2 separate regions of the Homo sapiens genome follow, and region 2 is linked to region 1. A link is a loop called in an ENCODE intact Hi-C map of the cell type or tissue named here. Cell type or tissue: B cell. All regions are shown on one strand.

Evidence for each region. A loop is a pair of places that touch in the nucleus more often than their neighbours do. Peaks named below come from ENCODE experiments on the same cell type or tissue, not always from the same donor. Only the 100,000 strongest peaks of a DNase experiment are listed, where the experiment ranks them.
Region 2: a loop joins it to region 1, with 28 times the contacts of the local background. A loop is called at or near these places in 103 of 110 quality-filtered maps.

The regions. Positions count from the first base shown.
Region 1 is chr13:45,044,059-45,052,058 of GRCh38, reverse strand. LOC105370188 (a long non-coding RNA gene) reads left to right here and starts at 4,045. Exons shown (of 3, transcript XR_941935.2): 1 at 4,045-4,116; 2 at 5,318-5,466; 3 at 5,594-5,893. LOC107984596 (a long non-coding RNA gene) reads right to left here and starts at 3,912. Exons shown (of 3, transcript XR_001749861.1): 1 at 3,823-3,912. In B cell, CTCF peaks have their summits at 4,365 and 4,565 (motif pointing left); DNase peaks (open chromatin) are centred at 3,038 and 4,548; H3K4me3 peaks cover 515 bases; H3K27me3 peaks cover 443 bases.
Region 2 is chr13:45,306,133-45,314,132 of GRCh38, reverse strand. No RefSeq gene overlaps it. Among named protein-coding and RNA genes, the nearest start is that of SNORA31B, 26 kb to the left of the region's middle. RefSeq lists a silencer at 2,293-2,352 and an enhancer at 4,196-4,888. In B cell, CTCF peaks have their summits at 2,884 (motif pointing right), 4,318 and 4,518 (motif pointing right); DNase peaks (open chromatin) are centred at 2,902, 3,409 and 4,532; H3K4me3 peaks cover 1,281 bases; H3K27me3 peaks cover 2,145 bases.

The DNA of each region.
Region 1 (8,000 bases):
TGAGGTCTGTATACCAATGAGTGTACGTCACACACATGAGGATACTATCTCTACTAACTTGGTCTAAGTTACGACATGGTCAGGTCTCTGTTCAGTTACAGAGGCATTTGGTGTGTGCTTTCTGATGTTGATGGTGGTGACAATGATGGAAAGTGTTAGCTGCCAAGGCAGTTTCTCTGCTGTCTCCTTGATAACAATATTAATATCTAATGTTTAGTAAATGTCTACCGTTGTCGAGAAATTTTGTGGGGCACTGATGGGACAAAAAATACAAGGACAACAAATAAGTAGTACTTGTCCTTGAAGAACTAGTAAGTCTAAAAAGGAAAATAGATGAGTCCAACGATTATAATGCAAGCGAGAATTGTTGGATGAGAGTATGTAAAAGGCACAAGGAAAGCCAGGCCTGTGAGGGAAGGGCGGTGGCAAAGAGGAAGTAGAGAATACGGGGGAGGAGTCTGCCGGATGAACACCCTAGGGAAATGTTCCAGAAAGAAGGAATGGATGTGCCAAGTAGGGAGGTGTGAGAGACATGATTGGGGCCATTCCATCTGGCCCAGTACTGTAGCCACGGTGCTAGAAAGGCAGGGGTTAGGGAGGTGGCCAGACAACTGGTGAGGCTGGAGAGAGAGATGGGAGTCAGGTCATATGCAAAGGAATTGGTTTCATTATGTTGGCATTAGGGATCTTTTGGTTTTGTGGAATGGAGTGATATGCATATTAGAAAGATCTCACTGGTATCCTTACGGTTGAGGCTTAAGGAGAAGGGAGACTGGTGAGGTGATTTTAATATTTTAGGAGAGAAAGGATGACTAAGGCAGTAGTGGAGGGGTCAGGACAAGGAACAGAAAGCTATATATGAGGGGTCATGGGGATGCCTGTCAGAGGGATGAAGGACTGGAGAATGACTTCAGATATTGTGACTTGGGCTTCTGGGTGGATGCAGTGTTGAGTTGAGGATGGGGAGTCCACAGATCACGCAGCTGAGATAGTCAATTGCCATTTTTATCCATTGATGTGAATTCAGAATGGAGGCTTAGTTGAAGATACAGACATGATACTGACAGCGCCCAGAGAGAGGAAGAGCAGGTTAAGGGTCCAGAAGCATACCCCAAAGTAAGGAATAGGCCATGAGGGAGGAGCCAGTAAAGGAGACAGAGAAGGAAAATCCAGAGTGGAAGCACAGAAGAAGGTCAGGCCAAGGGAGGCGAAGGTTTTAAAGGGGAGAAAGTGATCAACAGAGTTAAATGCTACAGAGAGAAGTGGGACTGAGGCTTTTAAAAAGCCATTTATCAGGAACCCGGGAGGCGGAGCTTGCAGTGAGCTGAGATCGCGCCACTGCACTCCAGTCTGGGTGACAGAGCGAGACCCCATCTCAAAAAAAAAAAAAAATAAATAAATAATAAAAATAAATAAATACAAAGCCATTTATTTTAGCAACCTTGGGGGCCACCGGGAGAGCAACTGCAGTAAAGTGAGGAAACCAGACCTCAGAGGGTGCAGCACCCATGGGAGATGAAGGGGTGGAGACAAGCATAGACAACTCGAGCCAGGAACTTGACTGTGGAGAGGAGAGAGGATAACAAGCAGAGAGACTCAAGTGGTGTTGAAAATAGTAAGGTAGGGGCTGGGCGCGGTGGCTCATGCCTGTAATCCCAGCACTTTGGGAGGCCGAGGTGGGCAGATCACTTGAGGTCAGGTGTTCGAGACCAGCCTGCGCCGCACGGTGAAACCCTGTCTCTACTAAAAATACAAAAATTAGCCAGTCATGGCGGCGGGTGCCTGTAGTCCTAGCTACTTGGGGGAGGCTGAGGCATGAGAATCGCTTGAACTTGGGAAGCAGAAGTTGCAGTGAGCTGCACTCCAGCCTGAGCGACAGAGTGAGACTCTGTCTCAAAATAAATAAGTTAATAAATAAATAAATAAAATAAAATAAAATTAAAAAGTAAGGTAGGACATTTTAGCCAAGTTCAAGAATGGGGAAAAAATATATAAGGCAGGATGGGCTTGCACCTGCTGACATACTGAGAGGAAGATGCCAAGTGAGAGGAAGGATTGGGGATCAGAAACAAAGGGGTAACTGAGGGAGCAAGGAACTTGAAATTGGGGTGGGAGGATTAGAGGAAGGCTGGTTTTTTCTTCTGAAACATGGACTAGGGGCTGATGAAGATGCGGGTTAGTGCAGGCAGATGTTGGCGTTGAACAGGAGACATCTGAGGGAGTTCATTCATATCCGTTGGACTCTATTCACAGTGAACATTATCACTAGAGAAAGCCTGACTATTGAACAGTGGCTGAAAGGGCAGACTTTGCAGGCACTACTAGGGTTCAAATGCTTTTTCTGCCATTCTGTAGCTTATGACCTTGGGAAATTTCCCTAACACCTTGTGCCTCAGTTTTCTCATCTGTATGATGGAGATGACAATAATCCTCAATGGCTTGTGGTAAGAATTAAATGAGTTAAAATATGTGAAGTGCTTAGAACAGTGTCTGGTATATAATAAGCCTCATACAACAACTGCGGTTGTCATCATTGTCTCCATCATTTTCTGCTGAGACAGATGGTTGTTTGTTTGTTTGTTGTTGTTTTGAGATAGGATCTCACTCTGTCACCCAGGCTGGAGGGCAGAGGTGCAGTCTTCGCTCACTGCAACCTCCACCTCCCAGGCTCAAGTCCTCCTCCCACGTCAGCCTCCTGAGTAGCTGGGATTACAGGCACACTCAGCTAATTTTAAAATTTGTTTTGTAGATATGGGTTCTCACTAGGTCTCACCCAGGCCGTCCTCAAATTCCTAGGCTCAAGTGATCCTCCCACCTTGGCCCCCCAAAGTGCTGGGATTACACACGTGAGCCACCATGCTCGGCTGGTTTTGAATGCACTGTTGGAAGTTGTAAACATTTAGACCACCTGTTGAGTAAAATAGGAGAAAGGGCTAAGAACATGAAAGACTGCTGAGTGATATCGGGAAGTAAAGATAAAACCAGAAGATAAAACTTGGTAGCAGTTTAAAGTTTCACAGTTGAGTGAAGTTGTCACTGAATAACCTAAAGAGATTGGTTTTATTTCCTCTTTATAGATGAGGAAACTTGAGGCTTAGGAAGGTTTAATAGCTTGTCTAGGGTGACACACGGGTAAGTGGCAGGCACAGGTGATTTGACACTGCACTCTACCTTTTCACCACACTGGTGTTCAAAACACACAACAAAGCAGCTCCCCTGACAAACTGTCATCAAGGCCTTTGAACCTGTGGTTGCCAGAGGAGTGATGGGGTTGTAATGCACACAGGGAAAGAAGAAAAGAAATGGGACGGAGAGAATGGTCTGACTTTGTGAAGGACTTCTATGACATTGGAATAATGAACATTTCCTTCAAAATGAAAGAAGTCTAGTTCTCATCTCACTTACTGAAAGCACAAACCCAAATTCTGACAGATTCTGGTAAAGAAGCCTCTTGATAAATGGACCCTTTTATTCAGGATTTGCCTGGGCATTAAAGCTGCTAGGACAGACAATGTATATGAACTGGGATATATACAGATAATGTATATATCTGTATATACACCATATTATATAATGTATACGATGGGATCCAGTAGTGCCCAGCACACCAAGGTGATTACAAGGCAATTAGCGTGTGTCTGCTGAATGAATGACTGATTAAGTCATGACTCTGGAGGTGTGGTAAGAGGGTTGGGGAGAAAGATGTGGAGGATCCTTCAGAAATTAGTCTAACATAGGAAGTCCTATGAAAAGGCCTTCTGTCGAACATTTTAAAGCATTGGCAGTACCCAGAAATTACTTAAATGTCTGTAAAACACTCACCTAAACAATTGACATCACTTGACCACATTAACTAGGGCTAACAGTCCTTCTAATTGCCACATCCCCACCAGCTTCTAGATGGTAATGGCCCAGCTGGTTTCAATGGGTCTCCATGGTTACACTCATGCTCTGGTTTCCATGGTTACATTTCCAGGTCTCTCATAGGAGTTACATATATATTTGAAATTTAAAAGGATTTTTTTTCTTTCTTGTCAGCCTACACAGAAATCTAGGGTTCAGAGGTCCAGGATGAAAGTTTCAGTGACCTCTTGGGAGGTTACCAAGGAGGAAATGGTAATATTTGTGACAGCTGTGATCTATCATGGAATAAGGAAGAGAGCACTCAATTGGGAAATACTGTGGAGCTAGAATGATAACCCAATATTTTATGAGCCTTAGTGTTTTGCTTAATTAGAGGAGGCGGAAAAACTGGACTGAGAAAAGAATACCCTATTGTTTGGATACATGGCTCCCAGCGCTAGGAGTAGGATGTTGTCCAGAGATGGGGGTGGGGGGCTTTCTATTGAAGTCCCTTTAAAATGATCATTTCTTTACCATAACAGTGTTGTGGCCTCCCTGCACTCATTCCTCCCTCAGTCCTCATTCAAATCATTTTTCTTGGCTTACTCGGCTAAAGCAGGCATCTGCTACAAGGTACCAGCCGGGGCAAGACTTAGTTGGCTCCGGCTTTTCTCGGCGGAGGGAGACAGGTGGAACTCTAGTGCCGCCTTGTGGAATCGCTAACATTTCCAGGTCTACCTCACCTAGAAAAGAACTCAAGTTTGTACTGTTAGGATTTAAGAAGACTTTCTCCATTTCTTTTAATGTATCCATCCCTCCCTCCCTCCTACAAAGTTCACTGAGTATCTATTATATTTCAGCTAGGCCCTAGAAATAATACTAATACAAAAGATAGGATATTGCCTTCACGCAGTTCATAATCCGTTGCAAAACAAGTAAACAGCGCATAACAGTCCCAAGAGCTAATGGAAGAATGACAGTGGGGTGACCTACTGGCTGGGAAAGCTGTGTAAGCTATCGAGCTAGGGGCCTTTTTTTTTTTTTTTTGAGGGAGTCTCGCTCTGTCGCCCAGGCTGGAGTGCAGTCGCACGATCTCGGTTCACTGCAAGCTCCGCCTCCCGGGTTCACGCCATTCTCCTGCCTCAGCCTTCCTAATAGCTGGGACTACAGGCGCGCGCCCGCCACCACGCCTGGCTATTTTTTTGTATTTTTAGTAGAGTCGGGGTTTCACCGTGTTAGCCAGGATGGTCTCGATCTCCTAACCTCGTGATCTGCCGGCCTCGGCCTCCCAAAGTGCTAGGATTACAGGCATGAGCCACCGCGCCCGGCGCTAGAGAACATTTTTGAGCTGGGTCTTCAAGGATTCTGTCCCTCAAGGTTGAAAGATGAAATAATGCAATGTTTTATCAGTAGGGGGACTTTGTCATCAAAATAAACCAGAGAATAACATGTAGTAATTCCTGTCTTCATTTAGGTTCATATGCTTGCTACCTTCCAAACAGCTCTTCAGGCAGAAGCAGGTACACAGACAGTGCTGGCGGAAAAACCTGAGAAGCAGCTATCAGTATTAGACCACATACGAAAGCCTCTTCGGGACATTTGCAAGCATCCAGAGCAGAGATGGTAGGCACCTCCTTGCAGGAACAGGCTCTTCACTGGGCAGGGGGAGGGAGGGAAGGGGTGTGAGGAGGGTGGCAGAAATGAATGACTTTAAGTAGGTGAGTAATGTCATCAAATTTGAATTTTACAGATTTGTTTCTATGGCATTACGTTCTTAACCAAGTTCCAGAATGACTCTCCGGCCCTGGATTGGGCGACTTTGTTGTCTGTGCTTCTGATTCATAGAAAGAGGGAATATTAGGGGAAGAGGTTGGAATATGACAGCTATACTTACTGGTTTCTTGTGCCTTCTCCCAGAGATATTCTTTGCTTCTATAGGCAGATTTTGATTTAAAGCAAATATTGAATTATCCTTTGGTCCTGCTGTGTGTGTTTGAAGTGCTCGCGGATCATCCAAGTGGAGAGAGCACCGAGTAGGCCCTCCTTACTTTTTTTTTTGGTAACACATGATTCTACACTTCAGTATTCTTATTATATCTTGGAGATGGATATATAGAACTGACTCATTCTTTTAAATAGCAGTGTAGAATAGAGGTAGAATGGAGGTAACAATGTATTTAACCAGGCCTCTTTTAATGGGCTTTAAAAGGCCACACCACCGGGTGTGGTGGCTCACGCCTGTAATCCTAGCACTTTGGGAGGCCAAGATGGGCAGATCACGAGGTCAGGAGTTCAAGACCAGCCTGGCCAATGTGGTAAAACCCCGCCTCTACTAAAAATACAAAAATTAGCTGGGCGCAGTGGTGCGTGCCTGTAGTCCCAGCTACTCAGGAGGCTGAGACAGGAGAATTGCTTGAACCTGGGAGGCAGAGGTTGTGGTGAGCCCAGATCGCGCCACTGTAGGGAGACAGAGCGAGACTCCATCTAAAAAAGAAAAAAAACAAAAAAGCCACACTAATTTATATTTGACTGTCAATGCATGAGAGAGCCAATTTCCCACTACCTGCTTTTGTGAATCGTGTTCAGATTCTTTGCCCATTTATCTATTAGCTTGCTGGTTCTTTTTTATTTTCTTATTTTTATCAGCTGTTTAAATGCTAAGAACTTAGGCTTTTGTCTGTGATGTGAGTTGCAAATATTCATGTCTTTTGATTATGCTTTCTATGCAGAATTTTTCTTTAATATATACCAATTTATCAATGTTTTATTTTTAAATTTATTTTTATTTTTATTTTTTGAGACGGAGTTTTGCTCTTGTTGCCCAGGCTGGAATGCAATAGTGTGATCTTGGCTCACTGCAACCTCTGCCTCCTGGGTTCAAGCGATTCTCCTGCCTCAGCCTCCTGAGTAGCTGGGATTACAGGCATGCGCCACCATGCCCTGCTAGTTTTGTATTTTTAGTAAAGACGGGGTTTCTCCATGTTGGTCAGGCTGGTCTCGAACTCCTGACCTCAGGTTATCCACCTACCTGGGTCTCCCAAAGTGCTGGGATTACAGGCACGAGCCACCCTGCCTCGCGAGCCACCCTGCCCGGCCTATCAATGTTTTATTTTAGGGCTTCTGGATGTTATGTTATTCTTAGAAAGTTCTTGCCAATTTCAACATTACCGAAAAGACTTTTATTTTGTATCATATATATGTGATACAGTTGCAGTGGCTCCGCCTGTAAACCCAGCAGTTTGGGAGGCCAATGCAGGTGGATCACTTGAGGTCAGGAGTTCAAGACCAGCCTGGGCAACATGGTGAAACTCTGTCTCTACTAAAAATACAAACATTAGCCAGGTGTGGTGGCGTGCGCCTGTAATTCCAACTACTGGGGAGGCGGAAGCAGGAGAATTGCTTAAACCTGGGAGGCGGAGGTTGCAGTGAGTTGATGTGGCGCCACTGCACTCCAGCCTGGGAAACAGAGCGAGACTCTGCCCCAGGGGAAAGAAAGGTTTAATCTATCTGGAGTTTATTTTGATTTACAGAGATCTAATGTATTTTTTTCCCCCACATGTCTACCCAGTAGTCTCAACACCATTTATTGAGTAATCTATTTTTTTCCCACTGATTTGAAATGCTATCTTTATATATATGTCTGTTTCAGAATTTTCTATGGCAGATGAGTTTTTTGTTTGTTTGTTTGTTTGTTTTTGGGTGGAGTTTCGCTCTTTTTGCCCACACTAGAGTGCAATGGCGTGATCTTGGCTCACTGCAACCTCCACCTCCTGGATTCAAGTGATTCTCGTGCCTCAGCCTCCTGAATAGCTGCGATACAGGCGCCCACCACCACACCTGGCTAATTTTGTATTTTTAGTAGAGATGGTGTTTCACCATGTTGGTCAGGCTGGTGTTGAACTCCTGACCTTAGGTGATCCGCTCGCCTCTGCCTCCCAAAGTACCGGGATTACAGGCATGAGCCACTGTGCCTGGCCAGCAGATGAGCTTTAAGTCCATCTAACCTTGTCTTTGAAGGAAGGTTCAATGTTCCTGTTCTTTTGTTTTTGAATGTGGGAAAGCCTTGAGCATGTTTGTATGTGGAGGGAGAAAAGCAAGTGGTCAGGGAGAGGTGCAGAGGAGACCCAGATGGGACCGTGAAGGGAAGATGGGTTATG
Region 2 (8,000 bases), 260 kb before region 1:
CTCCTAGGTTCAAGCCATTCTCCTGCCTCAGACTCCCAGGTAGCTGGGACTACAGGCATGTGCCACCACGCCTGGCTAATTTTTTTTTTTTTTTTTTTTTTGGATTTTTAGTAGAGGTGGGGTTTCACTGTGCTGGCCAGGCTGGTCTCGAACTCCTGACCTCATGATCCACCTGCCTCGGCCTCCCAAAGTGCTGGGATTACAGATGTGAGCCACTGCGCCCAGCCTACACTCTCATTTCTTAGGGTCTCTGCTCTCTTATCAGGAAGGGCTTTCCTAAAGAACCATCTAAATAGCAGTGCCCGACACTCTATCCCGCCTCCCGACTGACATACCATTACCTTCTGATGGGTGAGACCCTGACTTGCTGTTACCGTAGCCCCCATCAGAATGACATCCATTAGAACAGAAGGACCATGAAAGCAGGGACAAGGGCTCTATTTTAGCTTTCACTTTAAGAACACATTTTGTGGGTACTTCATTGTGGATACTTCATAAATATTTGCTTTATAAAGCACAAAACAAAAAATCAGATCAGAAAACAATATGGGCTTTAAAACCTAACAAGACCAGGCATGGTGGCTCACACCTGTAATCCCAGAACTGGTAGGCAACATGGTGAAACCTCATCTCTACCAAAAATACAAAACAAACAAACAAACAAACAAAAGCCGGGCATGGAGGTCATCACCTGTAGTCCCAACTACTAGGGAGGCTGGGGTGGGAGAATCGCTTGAACCTGGGAGACAGATGTTGTAGTGAGGCGAGATCATGCCACTGCACCCCAGCCTGGGTGACAAAGTAAGACCCTGTCTTAAAAACAAAAAACAAACAAAAACATCTAACAAGAATGTTGGCATCAAGCAAAATGTTTCATCTGAAAATAAGAAACTCTGGGTATGGCCGGGTGGGGTGGTTCATGCCTGTAATCCCAACGCTTTGGGAGGCTGAGGCGGCAGATCACTTGAGGTCAGGAGTTCAAGACCAGCCTGGCCAACATGGTGAAACCCCCATCTCTACTAAATAAATAAATAAATAAATAAATAAATAAATAAGGCCGGGTGCGGTGGCTCACGCCTGTAATCCCAGCACTTTGGGAGGCTGAGGCCAGCAGATCACGAGGTCAAGAGATCGAGAACATCCTGGCCAACATGGTGAAACCCCTTCTCTACTAAAATACAGAAATTAGCCGGGCGTGGTGTAGCGGTAGTCCCAGCTACTCGGGAGGCTGAGGCAGGAGAATTGCTTGAGCCTAGGAGGCGGAAGTTGCAGTGAGCCGAATCCCGCCACTGCACTCCAGCCTAGGCGACCGAGAGAAACTCCATCTCAAAAAATAACATAACATAACATAACATAACATAACATAACATAACATAACATAACATAAAAAATAAAATAAAATATAAGCAGGGCACGGTGGCACCCGCCTGTAATCGCAGCTACTCAGGAGACTCAGGCAGAGAATCGCTTGAAACTGGAAGGCGGAGGCTGCAGTGAGCCAAGATCATGCCACTGCACTCCAGCCTGGGAGAAAGAATGAGACTCTGTCTCAAAAATGAAAAAGAAGGCCGGGCGCCATGGCTCACGCCTGTAATCCCAGCACTTTGGGAGGCCGTGTATATTCAGTAGAGACAGGGTTTCACCATGTTGGCCAGGATGGTCTCGATCTCTTGACCTCGTGATCTGCCGGTCTCGGCCTCCCAAAGTGCTGGGATTACAGGCGCGAGCCACCGCACCCGGCCTCTTTTTTTTTTTTTTTTTTTTTAGTAGAGACGGGGGTTTCACCATGTTGGCCAGGCTGGTCTTGAACTCCTGACCTCAAGTGATCTGCCGCCACAGCCTCCCAAAGCGTTGGGATTACAGGCGTCAGCCACCCCACCAGGCCTGCAGGCGATGTTCTTCAGCCTCCCCAACCTTCTAAACAGGGTAAAAGGACCCTGGCGACTATCCCATTGCTGCTTGCCGCTAGGAGCCACACATTTCAAGACTTTTGGCTGGAAAGATAACCGTTTTTACGGTGATACTTCTAAGGTGTTTGTCTGTGTGCTTTTTGGTGTAGTGTCAAATCTTCTGGTAAACATGCGATGAACACATATAGACTTTTGGAGGGGACTTATGGCTTGGCCCCCTCTGCGGATCACCCTAGAGAAAATGCAAACATTACCGTTTAGAGCCGCACCCGCAGAGCTAGAAGAGTTTTCTGTGTGAGGACCGGGCGGCGCTGGAAAGTGCTGCGGCCAGAGACCCCCTGGCCTTTGTCTCTCTGGCGGGCGCGGCTGCCCTGCCCGCCCAGGACTCGCCCCTGCGCCCTCCCTGCGAGGCTGCGGAGAGCAGAGGAGGCCCGGCTCTGGCAGCAGGAACTCAAAGACAGCGAGCGCTCCCCGGACGCTGAGGTCCCTCCGCGCCAAGCCTGGCCTCGCCTGCAGGGCTCGGACGCCGGGGCGGGCTCGTGGCTCCTGCTGCGGGGTCCCGAGGACCGCAGCTCGCTCCGCGCGGATGCTGCTCGGCAGACGCCTCCTTTCTACCTTCCCCTCCACCGCCATTCAGACCAGAATGTACTCGAACATACCCAAATTAAAAAAAAAAAAAAGTAACTCATCGGCATTATCCATTTCCTCCTCCTCCTCCTCCTCCTCAACCCTGTTTTCCGGGGACCATGACAAGAGGCGGCATTTCGTGATGACAGTGTGGGCCACTGCAGTCGTTGCTATTTTATAAGCCAAACGGCTGCTCGCTTTGCCCAGGGAACATAAAAATGACCACCTCCGCCCCTCAAAAAAAAAAAAAAAAAAAAAAAAAAAAAAAAAGAGACGCTTTGTGGTTTGCAGTCCGAGCAGGTGAGAGGCCCTGCCTCTGGCCTCTTCCCGCGCGCTCACAGCCGGGAGGTGTCGCCGGGAGGGGGCGCCCGGGCGCCAGAGGATCTGAGATGCACTGAAGCGCCAACCTGTCTCTATTGGGAGCGGTTCAGGGAAGGAGAAAAAGAACAGGAGGAAGCAACCATAAAGAGCATGTTTGGGGAACGGTCACGTTTCCTTCAGAGCCAGGAGAATGAGGCTGACATTTGTACAGGTGTAGTCTGGCGAAGAGCCCCAACGTGGCACGTTGCTTAGCGACGGAAGCCAAAGCGTTAATAAAAACCGTTAGGGTGAACACTTACAATAAAAGACAGGTGGTACAAAGTCAATGGATGCTGCCGCATCTTATTATTGAAATTCCTGCTGGCTAAGTGGAAAGAGAGGCAGTCTTGCTTCCAAATTTTCCTTTGCAGAAAGATACCAAGCATTCCGTTGGGGATGGAAGTGGGGCTGTTGGTACATTAAGTCTGATGCGGTTATTATTGTGTAGGCATTCTGACATGGCCAGAGTGGTTAGCATGTGTTTACTATGAACGTATTCTTTCAGCAGTTAAGTACGTAATGTGCAAAACACAGGTGCATCATCACAGATTGTCTTCATTTAAAGTTCTTCATGTATGCATCTGCAGCCACCCTTTTGTATCTTCTTGTGAATACTTTGCCCTGTGACTGCCCTCTCCTACCCAAAAGACAGACAAAGGCAGGGAAGATGATGAAATAGTGGGTGCTAGGTGGGGAGGGTAAACAACTGATAGTTCCTACCCGAAATCTTGCCTCAGGGGCTTCTGAAACCAGCAAACATGAAAACAGGAGTTGAGTCAAGCATTGGTATTCTAGCTCTCAAGTGAAATTTAACAAATTTTGCAGCCACTTCTCTAAGGCTTCCCATAATTAGACTGATGAAATTGTAAGGGTTCTATTAAAATTTGTACAATCAATCAATAACCATAACCCATTAGTTGCACCCTGCTAAGGTATAGATAAAATAAATGCAGTAAAGAATGAAAAATTGGCCGGGCGCAGTGGCTCACGCCTGTAATCCCAGCACTTTGGGAGGCCGAGGCGGGCGGATCACAAGGTCAGGAGATCGAGACCATCCTGGCTAACACGGTGAAACCCCGTCTCTACTAAAAATACAAAAAAATTAGCCGGGTGCGGTGGCGGGCGCCTGTAGTCCCAGCTACTCGGGGGGCTGAGGCAGGAGAATGGCATGAACCTGGGAGGCGGAGCTTGCAGTGAGCTGAGATCCAGCCACTGCACTCCAGCCTGGGCAACAGAGCGAGACTCCGTCTCAAAAAAAAAAAAAAAAAAAAGAATGAAAAACATCCGGGCCAGGGGCAGTGGCTCACGCCTATAATCCCAGCACTTTGGGAAGCCAAGCTGGGAGGATCGCTTGAGCCCAGAAGTTCGAGACCAGCCTGGGCAACAAAGGGAGACCCCATCTCTATAAAAAAATTAATCCAATAAATAAGAAAAATATCTGCAACTGGCTAAAAAAAAGTATGTAGGTACGGTTTTTCTTTTCGGAAATCATACTCCCAGCTGCTGCATCTACTGTGTATGTACAGAAAAGGGACTTTAGTAATTTAACTCATAGATGACTAACCTGTTGATAAAATAATTGTTAATGTTTGGGTGGTGTAGTTCACCAGAAGGGCACCAGAGGGCGCCCAAGTTTGCTTCCCACAGAACCCCAGGGTAATTTGCAGTTCAAAAGGCTGGCACTCAGCCCAGCATGGTTTCAACACCTGGAGGTCCTGTTGCTGGAAAGCATTTTGGAAACACAGGACTGATAACTTCCGTTCCACTGGTATGAACTGGAAGATGGCTAGGCTAATGCTCACTGTTGGATTCGAAGTCTTGACCTTGTTTTCAGTTGTGTTTGGGGCTGCTTTGTAGGAAGACCCGTCTCCCAGCTCTCAGCTTGTCTCCCACCCTCAGCATTTTTATAATGATAGTGCACAATGACAATCCCTGGAATAGTATAATTACAGTCTAGTGCATAGAGCGGTATGGATGAGGGGGATGTGTACATTCACAGAGGAGAACAGTGAGTGAAATCAGCCCTACCTAATCGACAGAGCTTTGTCATATGTTCTAAAGGTTAAAAATTCTCAATACGGGGACTCCCTTTTATTTCAAATCCACATCTGAATCTCTTTCACCTTGTTTACTGTGAGTCACTGAATCAATTATCTACTGCTGTGTTACAAATAACCCCCAAATATAGTTAAGAATAATAAATATGTATTATCTCAAAGTTTCTGTGGGTCAAGAATTCAAAGCCTCTTGGCTAGATGGTATGAGCCTGGGGTCTCTTTGTTGAGGCTGCTGTGAAATGGTGGCTGTGTCTGCAGTCATTTGAACACCTGACTGGGTTGGGGTATCCACTTCCAGGATGTTCACTCACATAGCTGCTGGGAGGAGGCTTCCTCACCTCCTGGATCTCATCATTGGACCGTTTCAGTCTCTCCCACGATATGGTAGCTGCTTCCTCCAGAGTGAGAACTCCAATGGAAATACAGTGGAAGCCACAATATGGTTTATGATCTAGTTTTGGAAGCTGCACATCATTTCCTCAATGTCCTAATGGTTACATGGTTAGCCCTGGGACTGACTACCCAAGGGCATGAATTCCAGGTGCTGGGGATCATAGGAGACCCTCTTGGAAGCTGGCTGGAGTGCAGTGGCGTGATCTCAGCTCACTGCAACCTCTGCCTCCCAGGTTCAAGTGATTCTCCTGCCTGAGCCTCCTGAGTAGTTGGGATTACAGGTGTCTGCCACCATGCCCAGCTAATTTTTATATTTTTAATAGAGATGGTGTTTCACCATGTTGGCCAGGCTGGTCTCGAACTCCTGACCTTAAGTGATCTGCCCACCTCAGCCTCCCAAAGTGCAGGGTTTTACAGGCATGAGCCACCTCACCCGGCCCAATTTACCTTATTTAATGGAATCATTTCTGTTTTAAGAATGCATACACGAATCACTTTTTACACTTGATCTTAACCAAAAGGCCAAGAAACAATACATGAAACACTTTTTAAATGCATACCAGAAGTTTATTTTCCTGAGTACAAATTGCTCCCCCTTCTGTAGATCAGAAAATAATTTCTGAAGAGGTGTGTGTTGGGGTGGGGAGAATGTCCTATCTTTAATAATATATATGTGTTATTAAACATATTTGTCTCTCACAACTGTAAAATTGATGTGTTAAGGAGAAGCTTTCCACCTTCTGGTTGGGAATGTTTTCTTCATTTCTTTCTGCAAGCAGACTTGCTAGCAAATGGCAAGTTATATCAAACAGTAAGAATCAATAAAAGTCATCAGGGAGTTACTGGATCACTTTGTTTTAAAACTAACCATCCCAAGCCCTTTTCTTGTATGACCTGACACTAGCCGACCCTAAAAGGGAACTGTGATGATTCTTTTATTCATTATTTTTTCAGAAATAAGAGCTCCAAGGCAGAAAGGTTTGAAGCAACCTCAGAATTGGAAAATGGCTGCGAACTCAAAGTTCTAACCTGCTGAGTGACCTTGGATGACATCAGAAACTTAAGAGAAGGGTTCTGACACTCACTCAGCAGCCTCCCTCCATTTCTGTCAACAGCAGAGGCAGCGCCCAGGCATCCTCCTGCCTTGGCCTCCCAAGTAGCTGGGATTCATATGGCTTTTGGAGTTAGAGAGATACGAGTTTAAATTCTCCCTTCACTTCTCATCGGCTGTGTGACCCTGGATGTTTTATTTAACCTCTCTAAGGCTCAATTTACCCTTGTGGAATATAGGGATACTAGTATTTACCTTCCTGGGTAGTTGTGAGGTGATCTATGTCAAGTACCTATTATAGTTCTTGGGCCTCCTAGGTGGTCAACATTTGGAGGCTGTTATGGAAGGGGGAGGGGATGGAATATGGCACCACAGTGATGTGCAGAGGGGATCTATAGTCAGCTGTTTCTCTCTAGGTGAGATCATGTAAAACATAACATGACATTCCATAGTATTTTTCTCTTTAGAAAACTGAATAAGCTTTCTGGGGAAAATCAGGGAAGTGAGAATGTGTGGTGTCCCAAATTTAGGTCCTCCACATGCTGGCATTTCAGGATTCCCAGAACCATGGCTGGGTTCCCACCTGCTCACCCAAAGCAAAGTCTGTTGGTGACAGATCCTGCCCACACAGAGAACTCCTAATCAAACATTTCATTTCCTCATTAAAAAAATGTGAACAAATAGGCAAGAAGCACCAACAGAGCCTTCAGCATGAAAGAGAAAAACCAAGATGAACAAATAGAAAACAGATATAATGCAGGGTACAGAAGAGTACAACAAGACCGCTAATTAGCATTCTAGAGAAATCTACAACAGCGGATCTATAAAAGAAGAACAAACATGATGCTATAAAATAAGAAAAATCAGGCAGTTGACTAACACCTGTAATCCCAGCACTTTTGAGAGGCCAAGGTGGGAGGATCATTGAGCTTAGGAGTTCAAGACCAACCTGGGCAATATATCAAGACCTTGGCTGGGTATGGTGGCTCACACCTGTAACCCCAGCACTTTGGGAGGCCAAGGCAGGTGGATCACTTGAGGTCAGGAGTTCAAGACCAGCTGGCCACTATAGCGAAACCCTGTCTCTACTAAAAATATAAAAATTAGCCGGGCATGGTGGTACACACCTGTAATTCCAGCTACCCAGGAGGCTGAGGCAGGAGAATCGCTTGAACCGAGATCGCACCACTGCACTCCAGCCTGGGCAACAGAGCAAGACTATATCTCAAACAACAACAACAAACAAACAAACAAAAACAAAGACCTTGTCTCTACCAAAATAAAAACACTAGCTGGGTGTGGTGGCATGCACCTGTAGTCCCACCTACATGTGAGGCTGAGGTGGGAGAATTACTTGAGCCTGGGGAGGTAGAAGTTGCAGTGAGCTATGATCACGCCACTGCACTCCAACCTGGGCGATAGAGCAAGACCCTGTCTCAAAAAAAAAAAAAAAGAAAAGAAAAGAAAAATAAATAAGAAGTAGCTGATTCCTTCATGAAGGAGTTGGTTCTAGAGCATAAGAAAAATATATAAAAAAAAGAAACAGACTTTGAGCACATTTAAACTCTGAGAGAGAAGAAAACTTATTTAAAAAGTAAAAAT